Regions from separate parts of the Homo sapiens genome. Here region 2 is linked to region 1. A link is an interaction called in ENCODE POLR2A ChIA-PET data of the cell type or tissue named here. Cell type or tissue: PC-9. All regions are shown on one strand. Each heading gives the region's core, and the rest is flanking DNA. Links, peaks and the distances in the headings are about the cores only. Region 1 overlaps AKAP8 (A-kinase anchoring protein 8). Region 2 overlaps CYP4F3 (cytochrome P450 family 4 subfamily F member 3).

Evidence for each region. ChIA-PET counts read pairs that join two places held together with the same protein. Peaks named below come from ENCODE experiments on the same cell type or tissue, not always from the same donor. Only the 100,000 strongest peaks of a DNase experiment are listed, where the experiment ranks them.
Region 2: POLR2A ChIA-PET joins it to region 1 with 12 read pairs; 2 of 35 experiments call an interaction of 5 or more read pairs at or near these places.

Annotation. Positions count from the first base shown.
Region 1 is chr19:15,354,440-15,363,109 of GRCh38, reverse strand. AKAP8 (A-kinase anchoring protein 8) reads left to right here. Exons shown (of 14, transcript NM_005858.4): 10 at 859-1,000; 11 at 1,288-1,381; 12 at 2,132-2,262; 13 at 4,048-4,143; 14 at 7,740-8,670. The coding sequence ends at 8,195. It overlaps LOC124904643 (a long non-coding RNA gene), which reads right to left. Exons shown (of 4, transcript XR_007067146.1): 4 at 976-1,059. Among named protein-coding and RNA genes, the nearest start is that of AKAP8, 21 kb to the left of the region's middle. RefSeq lists an enhancer at 2,913-3,052. In PC-9, for the core only: no CTCF peak of the experiment used is centred there; no DNase peak of the experiment used is centred there; H3K27ac peaks cover 2,042 bases.
Region 2 is chr19:15,648,880-15,657,240 of GRCh38, reverse strand. CYP4F3 (cytochrome P450 family 4 subfamily F member 3) reads right to left here. Exons shown (of 13, transcript NM_000896.3): 6 at 7,960-8,081; 7 at 7,058-7,328; 8 at 4,606-4,672; 9 at 4,289-4,418. Among named protein-coding and RNA genes, the nearest start is that of CYP4F3, 12 kb to the right of the region's middle. In PC-9, for the core only: no CTCF peak of the experiment used is centred there; no DNase peak of the experiment used is centred there.

The DNA of each region.
Region 1 (8,670 bases), core at 287-8,286:
GCTCCTCACTTCTCAGACGGGGCGGTTGCCAGGCAGAGGGTCTCCTCACTTCTCAGACAGGGCGGCCAGGCAGAGACGCTCCTCACATCCCGGACGGGGCGGCAGGGCAGAGGTGCTCCCCACATCTCAGACAATGGGCGGCTGGGCAGAGACGCTCCTCACTTCCCAGATGTGATGGCGGCCGGGAAGAGGCGCTCCTCACTTCCTAGATGGGATGGCGGCCGGGCAGAGACGCTCCTCACTTTCCAGACTGGGCAGCCAGGCAGAGGGGCTCCTCACATCCCAGACGATGGGCGGCCAGGCGGAGACGCTCCTCACTTCCCAGACGGGGTGGCGGCCGGGCAGAGGCTGCAATCTCGGCACTTTGGGAGGCCAAGGCAGGCGGCTGGGAGGTGGAGGTTGTAGCGAGCCGAGATCACGCCACTGCACTCCAGCCTGGGCACCATTGAGCACTGAGTGAACGAGACTCCGTCTGCAATCCCGGCACCTCGGGAGGCCGAGGCTGGCGGATCACTCGCGGTTAGGAGCTGGAGACCAGCCCGGCCAACACAGCGAAACCCCGTCTCCACCAAAAAAATACGAAAACCAGTCAGGCGTGGCGGCGCGCGCCTGCAATCGCAGGCAGTAGGCAGGCTGAGGCAGGAGAATCAGGCAGGGAGGTTGCAGTGAGCCGAGATGGCAGCAGTACCGTCCAGCTTCGGCTCGGCATCAGAGGGAGACCGTGGGGAGAGGGAGAGGGGGAGGGGGAGAGCTGAAAATCCTGTTTCTATTTCAGCTCTCCTCAGAGGTGAGCTGATGCCCCCTGCTTCACTCGCTGATGCTCCCTGCTTCACTCCCCTCCTTGTTTTCCTTCTACAGAATTCAGTTTGCCTGTTCTGTATGCAAGTTCCGTAGCTTTGATGACGAAGAGATCCAGAAGCATCTGCAAAGCAAATTTCACAAAGAGACCCTGCGGTTCATAAGCACCAAGCTGCCCGACAAGACCGTGGAGTTCCTCCAGGTAAAGGAAACCTGGGCCCCGTCACCGCGTCTCTTGCCCATCCCGCAGGTGCCGGATCCCTTGAAGGAGGAAGGGAAATCAGAGGCTATACTTGGCCAAGGTTTCCTTTCCCAGATAGAGTAGCTGTGTAAGTCCCTGAGTCACAGGGACAACCGGGAGCTCCAGCCATCGTGCTGTGCTGCCCCACGCAGCTGCTCTGATAGCTGCCTGCCTAGCCCTGGCAGTTGAGAAATGCCCACATGCGCCCACCTCTCATTTTACTTTATGCCCTCTCCAATCCCACCTAGGAATACATTGTAAACAGAAATAAGAAAATTGAGAAGCGGCGTCAGGAATTGATGGAGAAAGAAACCGCAAAACCAAAACCAGATCCTTTCAAAGGTGAGTTGTCATCCCAGGATGAGTGCTTTCCTGGATGGTAGTAAGGCATGTGACAGGACCCGTAAAACGTGGCACGAGGCCGGGCACGGTGGCTCACACCTGTAATCCCAGCACTTTGGGAGGCTGAGGCAGGCGGATCATGAGGTCAGGAGATCAAGGCCATCCTGTCTGACACGGTGAAACCCCGTCTCTACTAAAAAAATACAAAAAATTAGCCGGGCGTGGTGGCGGGCACCTGTAGTCCCAGCTACTTGGGAGGCTGAGGCAGGAGAATGGTGTCAACCTGGGAGTCAGAGCTTGCAGTGAGCCAAGATTGCACCACTGCACTCCAGCCTAGGCGACAGAGCAAGACTCTGTCTCAAAAAAAAAAAAAAAAAAAGTGGCATGAAGCCAGCCCAAGTTGGCTGAGAAGGTGATGACGAGACCCGTGGGAAGAGCGCTCAGCAGCAATGGAAAGAAACCTTCGGATGTGGCCTTGCATAGATTGCAGCTTATATCAGTGACATTAAGCACTTTCATATCTTTTCCTCCTTGGTTTGAAAAGAAACAACCAGGAGGAACAGAAAAGCTGAAAAGTGCAGAATTCACAGCTATAGAGGCCGATGTGCTGACCCATACTCCCCATAGAAAGGCAGGCTGTGCCCTTCTGATTCCTTAGAGTTGCAGGGAGAAAACGTGGGCCCAGATGGGGAGTAGGAGGAAAGCATCACTTGCTGTCCCAGATCCTACAAGACATGCGTTTCCTGGCAGGGATTGGCCAGGAGCACTTCTTCAAGAAGATCGAGGCTGCTCACTGCCTGGCCTGCGACATGCTAATTCCTGCACAGCCGCAGCTCCTCCAGCGGCACCTGCACTCCGTGGACCACAATCACAACCGCAGGGTGAGTCTTCCTCCCCACACTGCCTGGGGTGCTCATTGCAGGGCTGCGGCTCAGAGCCTGCTGTGTCTTATGGGGAATAACAACATCTTTAGGGGTTCTTGCTATGTTTCAAGTCTATCACTTCCATCGATGGGTCGTAAGATTCGTCTCAATTTTTATAAAAATGTGAGAAAATGTGTTGCTTAGACTCGATTAAATGCAGTAGCTGAGATTCTCCTGATAGTGTTTCCACGTTGGTCAGTTTTCCCACTAGCGGAAGGCCTGGGGGCTTCCATAAGCTGAGACCGAAGGGCCATTGAAAGCTGAGTGGCCCAGGGGACTTGGACTAAAGGACTGGTTCTGTCCTTACCTAGCTGCTGGGGCTTCAGGCTAAATGTTGAGCCCAGGGGTCAAGTGTTGAAGATGCTGGAAAAATACCTTATTTTGTAAAGAGTCAGATCATGAGTATTTTTAGCATTGCAGACCATAGAGGCCCTATCCAGCAACAGCTCTACCTGCTGTCAGTGCAGAAAAGCAGACAGTGAAGAGTGCCTGTGGCTGCGTTTGCTCTGCAGCCTGTCACTTTCTGGCCCTGGGTTAGCAGCTCTCTCCTTAGTTTACTCAGCTATTAAATGGGGAGGTCAAGAGCTGCTCACCCATCTCACAGTACTGTGTTTTGGTTTTGGTTTTGGTTTTGGTTTTTTGGTTTACGTTTTTGTTTTTTTGTTTTTTTTTTACGGAGTTTCACTCTTGTTGCCCAGGCTGGAGTGCAGTGGCACGATCTCAGTTCACTGCAACTTCTGCCTCCCAGGTTCAAGCAATTCTCCAGCCTCAGCCTCCTAAGTAGCTGGGATTACAGGCGCCCACCACAATGCCCGGCTAATTTTTTGTATTTTTAATAGAGACGGGGTTTCACCATGTTGGCCAGGCTGGTCTTGAACTCCTGACCTCAGGTGATCCACCCGCCTCAGCCTCCCAGAGTGCTGGGATTACAGGTGTGAGCCACTGCACCCAGCCCCAGTACTGTTAAAGATCAGCTGAAAAGCAGTATACAAACAAGGGACCATTGTGCAAACAAGTCAGGCTCTAAAACAGAGACTTGGTGCAGTCATGGTTGTGTGTTTGTTTTTTGTTTTTGTTTTTGTTTTTAATTTTATTTTTTGAGACAGAGTCTCACTCCATTGCCCAGGCTGGAATGCAGTGGTACAATCTCAGCTGATTGCAACCTCCATCTCCCAAATTCTCATGCCTCAGTCTCCTGAGTAGCTGGGATTACGGGTGTGCACCACCACACCCAGCTAATTTTTATATTTTGTAGACAGGGTTTCACCATGATGGCCAGGCTTGTCTCGAACTCCTGGCCTCAAGTGATCCACATGCCTCAGCCTCCCAACGTGCTAGGATTACAGGCATGAGCTGCCACACCCAGCATATTCATACTTTTGTTGTTGAACTTATGAAATCAATGTAACCCCAAAAACTGAAAAGAAAGAGCTTGTCCTTTTCCTCCACTGAGTCCACACAGCCTTTCATTTGTAAATGCTCTTGTTTCACCCCCAATTCTGCATGTGCTACATGGGTATCAGTGGTGCATCTTTGCATTTATCTCTTAAGATTGCCTAGCTTTTCCAGTTTGTTAGTCTTGGTTGCACAGTCTCTGGAGCCTTCTATTCTTGGAGGCTGGCGTTTTGAGATTCGCTTCTCTGCATAGGGCTGATCTCAGGATGACTCGGCAGAGCCTGGCTGGTTTATTCTCTTCCTTAATCTTTGCCATTTTTAAGAGCTCACATTTGGTTCCCTTTGCAGTTGGCTGCTGAACAGTTCAAGAAAACCAGTCTCCATGTGGCTAAGAGTGTTTTGAACAACAGACATATAGTGAAGATGCTGGAAAAATACCTCAAGGTTTGTGCTTGCAAGTACCACAGACAGGAAAAGCTTTCAAAAGGGAAGATGAACCCCAGGAGCAGGGAGTTGAATCCAGAGTGCAGCATTTAGCATTTCTGAGTCTTTTGACAGTTGAGGGACACTGGAATGCATCAAGCTCAGGAACATGACAACTGGGATTTCTAATGAGTCAGTGCTTGCCTGGGGACTCTGGGGATGTGGCGCTGCTTGATTAATCAGTGCGTAATGGATTTTTACCATGAAAAATCCTGATTGTTTAGCCTTAAAATTCTGAGCAAATGATGGTTAGGTGATTTTTTAAGAAAAACCCAAGGCTAGCCCTACTCGGGAAGCTGGGATGGGAGGATTGCTTGAGCCCAGGAATTTGAGGCTACAGTGAGTGATGGTGTTACCACTGCACTTCAGCCTGGGTAACATAGCAAGACTGGTCTTGAAAATAAAGGAAAGCGGGGAACCGGGAATTATGGCTCATGCCTGTAATGCCAATAGTTTGGGAGGCTGAGGCAGGAGGATCCCTGAGCTCAGGAGTTAGAGGAGTTAACGATTGCGCCACTACACTCCAGCCCAGGTGACAGAGTGAGACCCCATTTCAAAAAAAAAAAAAGAATCCAAGGTACATGAGAATTTTCCAGGAGAGAAGCTAAAAAGAGATTTCATTGATAGAGCCAACTGACAGTGAGGTTGAAGGTGAGGGGTAGTGAAGAACCAGAGCCTTCATGATGGGAGCAGCATATCGAAGTCCCAAAGTGGGTGCTCATGGAGAGAAGGCTGGTTGGAAGAGCTCCCAGTTCTTCCTTGTGAAACCCATTTTGCTCAGTGTTCATCCCAGGACTTTAGCATTTGGGGCAGGTGGCTAAGTCCCAGCCCACAACCTGACTTCAGGACCTTTGCCCTCCTCTCAGTTACTAAACACTTCCATATTTGACAGTTCCATCTATTAAAGGCACAGAATCTAAATAACCAATTGAAGAAACATGACTGGGCCGGGCGTGGTGGCTCACACCTGTAATCCCAGTACTTTGGGAGGCTGGGGTGGGCGGATCACTTTGAGTTCAGGAGTTCAAGACCAGCCCGGACAACATGGTGAAACCCTGTCTGTACAAAAAATACATAAATTAGCCAGGCGTGGTGGCATGCGCCTGTGGTCCCAGCTACTCAGGAGGCGGAGGTTGCAGTGAGCCAAGATCGTGCCACTGCACTCCAGCCTGGATGGCAGAGTGAGACCTTGTCTCAAAAAAAAAAAAAAAAAAAAAAAGAGGGAGGAAACATGACTGATGTATATTTTACCTTTGCAGCTTAAGCAAGGTAAAAGTTTCCAGAGTCAAGTGTGAGCTCAGGCTTCTAAGCGTCTTTTTTTTTGAGTCAGGGTCTTGTTCTCTTGGTACCCAGCCAAGAGATTCCTGCAGAGATTCTCTGCAGCCTCGAATTCCTGAGCTCAAGAGATCCTCCCCACTCAGCCTGCCAGGTAGCTGGGACTGCAATAGTACACCACCACACCTGGCTAATTTTTTTTTTTTTTTTTTTTTTTTTTTTTTGAGATGGAGTCTTGCTCTGTCACCCAGGCTGGAGTGCAGTGGTGCGATCCCGGCTCACTGCAAGCTCTGTGTCCTGGGTTCATGCCGTTCTCCTGCCTCAGCCTCCTGAGTACCTGGGACTACAGGCGCCCACCACCATGCCTGGCTAATGTTTTGCAGGGGGATGGGGTGGCCGGGCGTGGTGGCTCACGCCTGTAATCCCAGCACTTTGGGAGGCCGAGGCGGGTGCATCACGAGGTCAGGAGTTCAAGACCAGCCTGGCCAAGATGGTGAAACCCCATCTCTACTAAAAATAAAAAAAAAATTAGCCAGGCGTGGTGGCGGGCACCTGTAATCCCAGCTACTTGGGAGGCTGAGGCAGTGAATTGCTTGAATCCGGGAGGTGCAGGTTGCAGTGAGCCAAGATCGCGCCATTGCACTCCAGCCTTGGCGACAGACCAAGACTCCGTCTCAAAAAAAGAAAAGAGAGATGGGGTTTCACTGTGTTAGCCAGGATGGTCTCCATCTCCTGACCTTGTGATCTGCCTGCTTCCGCCTCCCAAAGTGTTGGAATTACAGACGTGAGCCACTGCACCCGGCCACATGCTGGCTAATTTTTTAAGACAGTCTTGCTCTGTTGCCCATGCTGGTCTGGCCTCAAGTGATCCTCCCGCCTTGACCTCCCAAATTGCTGGGGTTACAGGCGTGAGCACCTTGCCCTAAGCATCATATTTTAAAACATGTTTCCTAATCTGGTAATGATAACTTTTAGTTTGCTTGTTTTAGACTACAGATAGTTTTCTATCATATACTTAGGAGAATTTTGACTTCTGAGGGAGTCAGACTTGGATTTGAATCTTGATTCGCCACGTTGCCCAGGCTGGTCTCGAACTCCTGAGCTCCGGCAGTCCTCCAGCCCCAGCCTCCCAAAGTGCTGGGATTACAGGCGTGAGCCACTGTACCTTAATGAAACTAAAATATTACGTAGTGTTAACTTCCTATTACATGCCCTTTATTTTATTTTATTTTATTTTTTTGAGATGGAGTCTGACTCTGTCGCCCAGGCTGCCAGGCTGGAGTTCAGTGGCGTGATCTCGACTTACTGCAAGCTCCGCCTCCCAGGTTCACGCCATTCTGCTGCCTCAGCCTCCCGAGTAGCTGGGACTACAGGCGCTCGCCACCATGCCCGGCTAATTTTTTTTTTTGTATTTTTAGTAGAGATGGGGTTTCACTGTGTTAGCCAGGATGGTGTCCATCTCCTGACCTCGTGATCCACCCATCTTGGCCTCCCAAAGTGCTGGGATTACAGGTGTGAGCCATCACGCCCGGCCTCATGCCCTTTTTTAAAAAACATCAAGTTAAGGCTGGGCTTGTGAACTTTTCCTCGCTGGTACATGCTTGATTAAAAATTGCAGGCCAGGCACGGTGGCTCGTGCCTGTAATCCCAGCATTTTGGGAGGCCAAGGCAGGCGGATCACCTGAGGTCTGGAGTTCCAGACCAGTCTGCCCAACATGGTGAAACCCCGTCTCCACTAAAAATACAAAATTAGCCGGGCGTGGTGGCTCCTGCCTGTAATCCCAGCTACTCAGGAGGCTGAGGCAGGAGAATCACTTGAAACCAGGAGGCAGAGGTTGTGGTGAGCTGAGATCGCGCCATTGCACTCCATCCTGGGCAACAAAGCAAAACTCCGTCTCAAAAAAAAAAAAATTGCAGAATGGGCCGGGCATGGTGGTTCACACCTGTAATCGCAGCGCTTTGGGAGGCTGAGGTGGGTGGAAACCCCATCTCTACTAAAAACACAGGAGGCGGAGGTTGCAGTGAGCCGAGATCGCACCACTGCAGTCCAGCCTGGGCAACAGCGAGACTCCATCTCAAAAAAAAAAAAAATTGCAGAATATCTCCCCGAGGTGTTTTCTGAATCTGTAGGCTCTGAGAACATGTAGGATTCACTCCTGTGGCATAATTTACAGAAGTGTTTCCCTTGTGGACTGCTGGTTCTGAAAAGCTGACATCCCCGCAATCATGGGCCTCCTGAGCTCTGCTTACACCACGCTGACCGGTGTTTCCTCTTTGGCCAGGGTGAGGACCCTTTCACCAGTGAAACTGTTGATCCAGAAATGGAAGGAGATGACAATTTAGGAGGTGAGGATAAGAAAGAGACACCTGAGGAGGTGGCCGCGGACGTCTTAGCAGAGGTGATTACAGCAGCAGTGAGGGCCGTAGATGGGGAAGGAGCGCCCGCTCCAGAGAGCAGCGGGGAGCCGGCTGAGGACGAAGGCCCCACGGACACAGCGGAGGCCGGTAGTGATCCTCAAGCCGAACAGCTGCTGGAAGAGCAGGTGCCCTGTGGAACGGCACATGAGAAGGGCGTCCCCAAGGCCAGAAGTGAGGCTGCAGAGGCTGGAAATGGCGCCGAGACAATGGCAGCAGAGGCAGAAAGTGCCCAAACCAGAGTTGCTCCTGCCCCAGCTGCCGCGGATGCTGAAGTGGAACAAACTGATGCAGAGTCTAAAGACGCTGTTCCCACAGAATGATGCTCATTTCCCTGTTCCAGGGAAGGCGTTGGGATGATGGATGCGTTGGTCTTTCTCCCTTGGTTTGTAAGCAGTACAAGGGCGTGTGCTCCCAGAATATGCTGTAATCTAATTTTGGTGAAGAGACCCAGCGTTTCCTCCTGAGCAGTGCCTCTCACGGCTTGTCTCATGCAGTCGTGTGGCTTCTTGCCCAGGTTTCAAAGCTGAAGTACATTGTCCTTAGCGGCTGTAACATGTCTCTTGACAGTAGTGCACTTGGAATAATAAAGGTTGGGTGATTATATCTTGATGATACATTACTTGTTCAATACAGCCACTGATGGAATGCTTCCTTTTTTATTTTTTTCCTTAATTTTTTTTTTTATTTGGTTGGGAACAGCTGAATACTAGGAATATATCTTGCTCTATAGAGGATTTTTTTTTGTATGTTTCAAGCTTCAGCCTTTAACCTATACCTTTGTAGTGCACCATATGG
Region 2 (8,361 bases), core at 1-8,000, 290 kb before region 1:
TGCCTATGCATGTAAGGAATGGTCACTGTGCACACGTGCTGACAGCTTCATGTCCAGTTTAGCAAAAGTTTGGAGACAAGCCAAATATACATTAATGGGAAAATGTTTAGATAAACAGCCACACAATGGAATACTATACAGTTACACAAAAGAAGGAAATAGGGATCACTAGTCTCACCACATACTGCAGGCTAGAAGGTAAATCAGTACAGACACTCTGGAAGGCAAATTGGAAATATTGACTATAATTGAAAATGTTTAATGTCCTCTTCAACATAGAAATGAGCTGAATAAAATATGGAATAAAATATACAGCACTCAGAAAAAGATAGCATTAAGGCACCCTGTTGAGTGAAAAAAAGTGACAAATATATACATATGTACATGTAAAACAGCAAGAAGCATATGGATATATATTTATAAAAATGAATGATTCATAGATGGTGGAGAGATAGATCATGGATGGATGGATGATAGATAGATAGATAGATAGATAGATAGATAGATAGATAAATAGATGATATAGATAGATACATAGATAATAGGTAGATAAATAAGTAGAGAGATAGATAATAGATGATGGAGACATAGTTACATAGATGATAGATACAGAGATACATAGATGATAGATAGATAGACAGATAATAGAGATAGATGATAGATACATTGATAGATGATAGATAGATCAATGATAGATACATTGATAGATGATAGAAATAGATAGATAGATAGATAGATAGATAGATAGATAGATAGATAGATAGATAGATAAACAAATCTATGGCTCTAGAAACACCTTTGGAGAATGAGAAAGGATTAGGTCAGGTGGCAGGATTGTCAAGGAAAACCCTAGTCTTATCTGTAATGTCTCATTTGGTACAAGAAGAACTCTTTTTTATCATTCATTTTGTAATTTAATGTTGTTTTTCCATGTGGTGTATATATATATATATATACACAATGGAATCCCATTTAGCCTTTAAAAAAGAAAAAATTATCTCATTTGCCACAACATGGAAGAACCTGGAGGAACTCATGCTAAGTGAAGTAAGCCAGGTGCAGAAGAGACAAACACACATGATCTTACTTATCTTGGGACCTAAAATAGTTGAGCTCATAGAAATAGGAATAGAATGGTGGTTACCAGAGGCCAGGGGTGGGGGAGGGACAGAGAAGGGTGAAATGTTGGTCAAAGGGTAGAAGCTTCAGTTAGACAACAGGAATAAGTTTTTGAGATCTGCTGCCCAGCCTGGTGCCTTTAGTGAACAATGTATTGTATTAGTTGAAATTGCTAAGAAAGTAAACTTCAAATGTTCTCAACACAAAAATGATAAACACATGAAGTGATGGATTTGTTCATTACCTTGATTTAATAATTTCAGGTTGTATACATATATCACAACATCATACTGTGCCTCTAAACATATATAATTAAAACTTGTCAATTAAAGACAAAGAACAAATTTAAAAACAAACTCATTTTCCAAAATGTATATTTTGAGAAAAGCAAAAGATCTCAGAGATAATATGCAGACCCGTGTCTATTTTATGGACTTTCACTTACAAAGAAAAGCACAGTAAGTGTTCATATAAATAAAAGTCACAGTGTGAGTTCATATAAATGTGGGCATCGGGATAGCCATTTTCTAGAAGAATACACAGAGAACTGTTGACTGTAGTCACCGCTAAGGTGGAGCTTAATAAGGAACTTCATTTTTGTCATAAAGTCTTTCGACCATTTTTTTTAAACTACACGCATAATTTTGCTTGAAATCTTGGTTTTATACTCCGGGACATGGGTCTGGGCAAAGACTTTCTATGTAAGACCTCAAAAGCAGAGCCAATAGAGAAATGAGATTATATCAAGCAAAAAAGCTTCTGCACAGCAAAGGAAACAATCAACAAAGCGAAGAATCAACCCACAGAATGGCAGAAAATACTCACAAACTACTCATCTGACAAGCGATTAATAACCAGAATACATAAGCAGCTCAAACAACTCAATAGGAAAAGTAACCAAATATCTGATTTTAAAATGGGCAAAAGATCTGAATAGACATTTCTTAAAATAAAACATACAAATGGCCAATAGGTAGATGGAAAAATGCTCAATGTCACTAACAGTCAGAGAAATGCAAATCAAAACCACAATGAGATATCATCTCATCCCAGTTAAAATGGCTTTTATCAAAAAGACAGGCAATGATAGATGCTGGTGAGGATATGGAGAAAGGGGAACTCACACACACTGTTGGTGGGAATATAAATTAGTGCAGCCACTGCAGAGAACAGCACAGAGGTTCCTCAAGAAACTAAAACTAGAACTGCCATATAACCCAGAAATTCCACTACTGAAAAGAAAGAGAAGAAATTTCTATCCCAAAGAAAGAAAATAAATATATGGAAGAGACATCTGTACTTCTGTATTTATTGCAGCACTATTCACAACAACGAAAATATGGAATCAACTTAAGTGTCTATCAATAGATGAATGTATAAAGAAAATGTAGTGTGTATACACAATGGAATACTATTCAGCCATTTAAAAGACTGAAATTTTGTCATTTGTGGCAACATGGATGGAACTGGAGGTCATTGTGGTAAGTAAATAAGCCAAAAACAGAAAGACAAATATCGCATGTTCTCACTCACGTGTGGGAGCTGAAAAAGTGGATCTCATGAAAAAAGAAGATAGATTGGCAGAGGGGAGGGAAGGATAAGGAGAAGTTGATTAATGGGTACGAATTTGAGTTTTGATAGGAGAAATAAAACCTAGCACTTGATAGATCAGTAGGTTCACTGTAGTTTACAATATGTACTGTACATTAGAAAGTAGTTTGCTTATGTTAGTTATGTTTCTAGCATAAAGAAAAGACAAATATTTCAGGCAATGGATATCCCAAGTACACTGATTTGATCTTTATCAATTATATGAATGTATTAGATTATCACATGTATTTCAAAACTATGTGCATCTATTATGCATCAATAAAAATGTGTTTTAAAAAATAAAATTGCAAAAATATTCTTTATTTTAGAAGCATAAAAATGTTTCTTCCCTTCCCAGGACTGCTGTGCTGGGCAAAGGCATGGACGGGAGGACACTGAGTCCAAGACACCCGTCCACTCCAATGCTTCCTCTCCTTCCTCCAGCCCCTGGCCTGGCTTGAGCCTCAGAATGTCCCCACTGCGCTCTCATTCTATAGCTGGTCCTCTCCAGTACACCCTCCACACTAGCCCTAGAAAGATCTTCCTGGTACCCAGATGTGACTTGTCCCTCCCTGTTCAAACACTTCTCATGGCTCCCTATTGCCCTTGGGCTAAAACTGAAGCCATTAACATTTTCCCCAAGGCTTCCACAGCCAGCCCCTGCTACCATCTCCAGTTTTATCATCTCACCACAAGTCAGTCTCTCCCTCTTTCTCCCCTTCTCCTCCTTTCTGTCCTGACCCTGCTCTCTCTCTCTCTCTCTCTCTCTCTCTCTCTCTCTCTCTCTCTCTCTCTCCTCTCTCTCTTCCTCCCCCGAAGACCCCAGGTGGTCTTCTTGACCTACAGCACTGCTCCCCAACTGTACCCAATTATCTACTGATCATTATTCAGGCTTTCAACTGAGACACTTTCTATACCCCCCTAGTCCTGCTTCCCTTACTGTAAACCCCATCCCTGCCCACGTGGGCTGGGACTGTCCTGCCCAGGGACAGTTCCCCCACCAGGCTGGGAGCACCTGGAAAATAGATCCCTGGTTGGGTCCTTCCCAGGTCTCCAGAGCACAGAAAGATGCTGTGCACAGATGTGGGGGTTGGAATGCAGTATGAGAGTATTTGCTGAACGAGGACTGGATGGATGAATGATGCAGGTGTTCTGGACAAGAATGGATGAATTTTACCCCCAGGTCTCCCTTATAAATCCCTGGACTGGATGGAAGGGTAGGAATTAGGGAACAGAAGAGCAAACATTCAACAAGTGAAGACATTCAAAAAAATATTTCTTGGAGAAAAGGAAGAGAGTGGAGGGGAAGTTCATTTGCTGAACACATGCTAAGTGGCGTTATCTGTCCTCACATATCATCAACAATTCTCTCAGAAGCCCAGGTCTTTCTGTCCTAAGGGCCTATAACCTTTGCCCAGACAGTCAGGATGGGTACTAAGTCCTGCCTGTGGTCCTCTGCTCCTATTCCCACTAAGCAATAGTGGCAGAATCAACAAAAACAACCCCTTCTCCCCTCCCTACCTGGGGAACAGAGCCAATGAGACAGGCTCAGGAACAGGGCACCAGCACCTGCACTCACCATTCAATCTCTTTAGGCTCACGGTCCTTCAGAAGCTCTTGCACCTCCTGCCGACAGCGCTCCTGGTATTCCGGGTGCTTTGCAAGGTGGTACAGGACCCAGGAGAGACCACTGGCTGTGGTGTCATGGCCTGGGGGGCAGCAAGGCAGGCTTGGGTCTCTGGGCTGCTTCAGCACCCGAGGGTGTACAGCAACCTTGCATTGAGGACCTCAGGGAGGATGGGGGAAGGGGGATGGGAAGTGCGAGGGGTCCACCCACCCTGTTCCTGGAATGGAGATATCCAAGTCCCCACTCTAGCCCCACACTGGGGCCCTCACCCTCAAACATAAAGGTGTCAGCTTCTGCTCTTATGTCCTCATCGGACAACTTCTTCCCATCTTCATCCTGGAGAGAAGGCAATAACCCCCCACCCCCACCCCCATAAAAAGTCACAGTACCTCTGAGGGCTCTTGAGTCTAATCTGAGACAGTCTCTGAAGATTCATCCTCTTTCGAGAAACCCAAGCCCATCTTGCTCTCCTAGACCCTTCTTGGTCACCATGGCCAGAGCCCCAACCCCATGGGCTTCCTCCCTGGCTTCCTTGCCTTTTCTTTGGTCCCTAATGGGAAGACTCAATGACCCATGAATGCTTTCATGTTTCTGCTTGATGAAAACTTTCTGAGAAAAAAATCACTGGCAACCTGGGTTACAGGATAATTAAATGGCAATTTGTCTTGGAAATTAGAGATTAAGTATTGCTTCAAAGATATTTGCCCACATTCTACAGTGGTAAATGAATCTTATCTCCCTGGAGACATTTGAGTTGTAAGTCTATGGAATATGGCATCCAGAACAAAGCACATAATCTCTCACAAAGCTGGTGCCCTCTCTCTTTCTTCCTCTCTCTCTCTCTCTATAGAAAATGTGCTGAGACTCATAATATAGGGTGCCTTTCCTAGGGTACAAAGTCTGCTGCACGTACAGGGGAAAACATCGCATTGCCCTTGGAGGAATTTGACTTGGGAATGGAGAGTCAGTGCCACAATCCTACTCTGGCTGATAGTATTGCCGTAAGCAAGACATGAGCTGCTCTGATCCAGAGATTTAATGCCTCTGTCACAACAGACATACACATAGACAAAGACATAGACACACAGACATAGACACAGAAACACATGGAAAAAGTCATAGACTTAGACACAAACACAGACACACAAATACACATAAACATAGACATGGACATAGACACAGACACAAATACTCATAGACATAAACATGGACAGACAAAAACAGACACAGGCACAGGCAAATTCAAAGACAAAAATATGGCCGGGTGCAGTGGCTCACACCTGTAATCCCAGCACTTTGGGAGGCTGAGACAGGCAGATCACGAGCTCAGGAGTTTGAGACTAAAAATAGTGAAGCTCCGTCTGTACTAAAAATACAAAAAATTAGCCAGGTGCCTCTAATCCCAGCTAGTTGGGAGGCTGAGGCAGGAGAATCATTTGAACCCAGGAGGCGGAGGTTGCAGTAAGCCGAGATCGCACCACTGCACTCCAGCCTGGGTGACACAGCGAGACTCCATCTCAAAAAAAAAAAAAGACAAAGATATAGATATAGCATTGACATAGACATAATCATAGACACAGACAAAAAAACATGGACATAGACATACACTGAGACAAAGACACAAACACAGAGAAAAGAAAAAGACATAGACACAGACACATAGACATAGACAAGAACGAAAATATAGATATAGAAAAAGACATAAACACAGACATAGAAAAGACATGACAAGGTGGGGCACAGTGGCTCACGCCTGTAATCCCAGTACTTTGGGAGGCCAAGGTGGATGGATCATGAAGTCAGGAGTTCAAGACCAGCCTGGCCAACATGGTGAAACCTCGTCTCTACTAAAAATGCAAAAGTTAGCCAGGCATGGTGGCGTGCCCCTGTAGTCCTAGCTACTCGGGAGGCTGAGGTAGGAGAATCACTTGAACCCGGGAGGCAGGGGTTACCAGTGAGCCAAAATCATGCCATTGCACTGCAGCCTGGGTGATAGAGCGAGACTCCGTCAAAAAAAGGAAAGAGAGAGAGAGAAAAAGAAAGAAAGAAAGAAAGAAAGAAAGAAAGAAAGAAAGAAAGAAAGAAAGAAAGAAAGAGAAGAGAGAGAAAGAAAGAAAGAAAGAAAGAACGAAAGAAAAAGAAAGAAAGAAAGATGGAAGGAAGGAAAAGAAAGAAAGAAAGAAAGAAAGAAAGAAAGAAAGAAAGAAAGAAAGAAAGAAAGAAAGAAAGAAAGAAAGAAAGAAAAAGAAGGCAGGGAGGGAGGGAGAGCACAAAGGCATAAACATAAACAAAGATGAAGACACAGATGCAGACAAAGACATACAGATATGGCCAATGAAAAAGACAAAGACATAGACATAGTCATAGTCATAGAGAGAGACACAAACTCAGAGACAAAGATACAGAAAGACATAGGCAAAAACATAAACATAGACCCAGACATAGGTATAGATGTAGATATATAGATTAAAAGGTGGCCAATTAGCTTATTAACTTATAAATAGAGTAAATCTCAGACTCATCACAATTTCATTTAGCAGTCCCCTGGTAGGTGCTAGTCCACAGAGCTATCTCCAAAACCTATCTCTGACCTGTCCCTCCCTTCCTCAATCACCTTCCATGGCTCCCCAGTGCCCTCTGGGTCAAGTTCAAATTCTTTCATCTGACATTTCACATGAAGCTCCCTTCTACTTCTTGAATTCAGATCCCAGAGAGGCCCACCTTGCTCAGCAGGAGTACATCAATGAAGTCCAAAGTCTTGGATTTGGCCTTGGCTTGGAGGAAGTCATCAACACCCTGGCTAGGGAGGGTGCGGCGCCGCTCCTGGATGACGGCATCTGTGAAGTCGTGCACCAGGCGGCAGGCCCTGCGGAAACGCTGCCCATCAGGGGTGAGATAATACAGGAAGTCTATGTACAGGAGGATCTGCTGGTGTCTTTTTGTCACAAGGGCACTGAGCTCCAAGATGGCGGCAATATATTCACTGGGCTTCCTGCAGGATAAGGGCAGAAAGGGAGGCAACAATTTAATACACCTGAAGCCCCAGGATCACCTCCCACCAGCAGCTAGGAGCTACCTCCTATCAGTAAACGGGGTATCCAGGAACAGATGGCCCCTCAGATGCAGGATGGGGATCAGCATGAAATCGACTCTCCAGGCTCTCTTATCTCTCCCTGCATCCCATCTCTGTGAGATGCCTCCATGCAGCTAGGCACCCAGAGGATAGTTTGCACATTATGCTCCTATTCCCTCTCTCCCTCCCAGTATACAGTCTTGCCCCTTCTCCTTCCTGAAGCTGTCCACAAAGCTCAGACTTTATCCTCTTCCAACTGGTCCATGGTCCAGCTTCCACCCTAGCTTCTTTGCATCAGTGTTAACTCCATTTAGTGCTACATTACAGTCAGTCCCTGAGAGAGACCCACTTTGACCACACCCACCAGTTCAAACCCTTTTAATGAGTCCCTGGAAACCTCAAGATAAAATTCATACCAGTCCTTCAACGATCAGGTATAACAACTCCTCCAAGAAGGTTTGTCTGATTTCCCTGCTCAGTCCTCCCCAGCCCCCCACCTACCAACTTTGTGTCCACGGCCCAGGATCCCAGACCCTGGGCAAGAACTTACTCCTGGCAATGGCTGTCAAAGCTGAAGACACATTTCTGCAGACTGTCCAAGGTCATGAGGCTGATGTGCTCAAACATGTCCAGACGGGCACTACCCTCTGAGGCCAGGAGCTGCCACTTGGCCTAGCCAGAGAAGGGGACAGAGCTGGGGCAGGTCCCTTGCTCCCTTGAGCAGCTCTCCAACCCCAACAATCAATATGCACGCCCCAGAATAAGCCTCTTCATCTTCTCCCCAGGGACCCTTTACCCGGGAGCACCAGGTTATGGTGCAAGCAAAAGCTGTTACTATTAAGAGATGAAGACCCAAGATTGGGAGTCAGGAGACCTAGGTTCAAGTTCCAGCTCTGTCCTCTGTGCTCTGTGTGCCATTAGTCAACTCATTACCCTCCCCTATATCCCACCT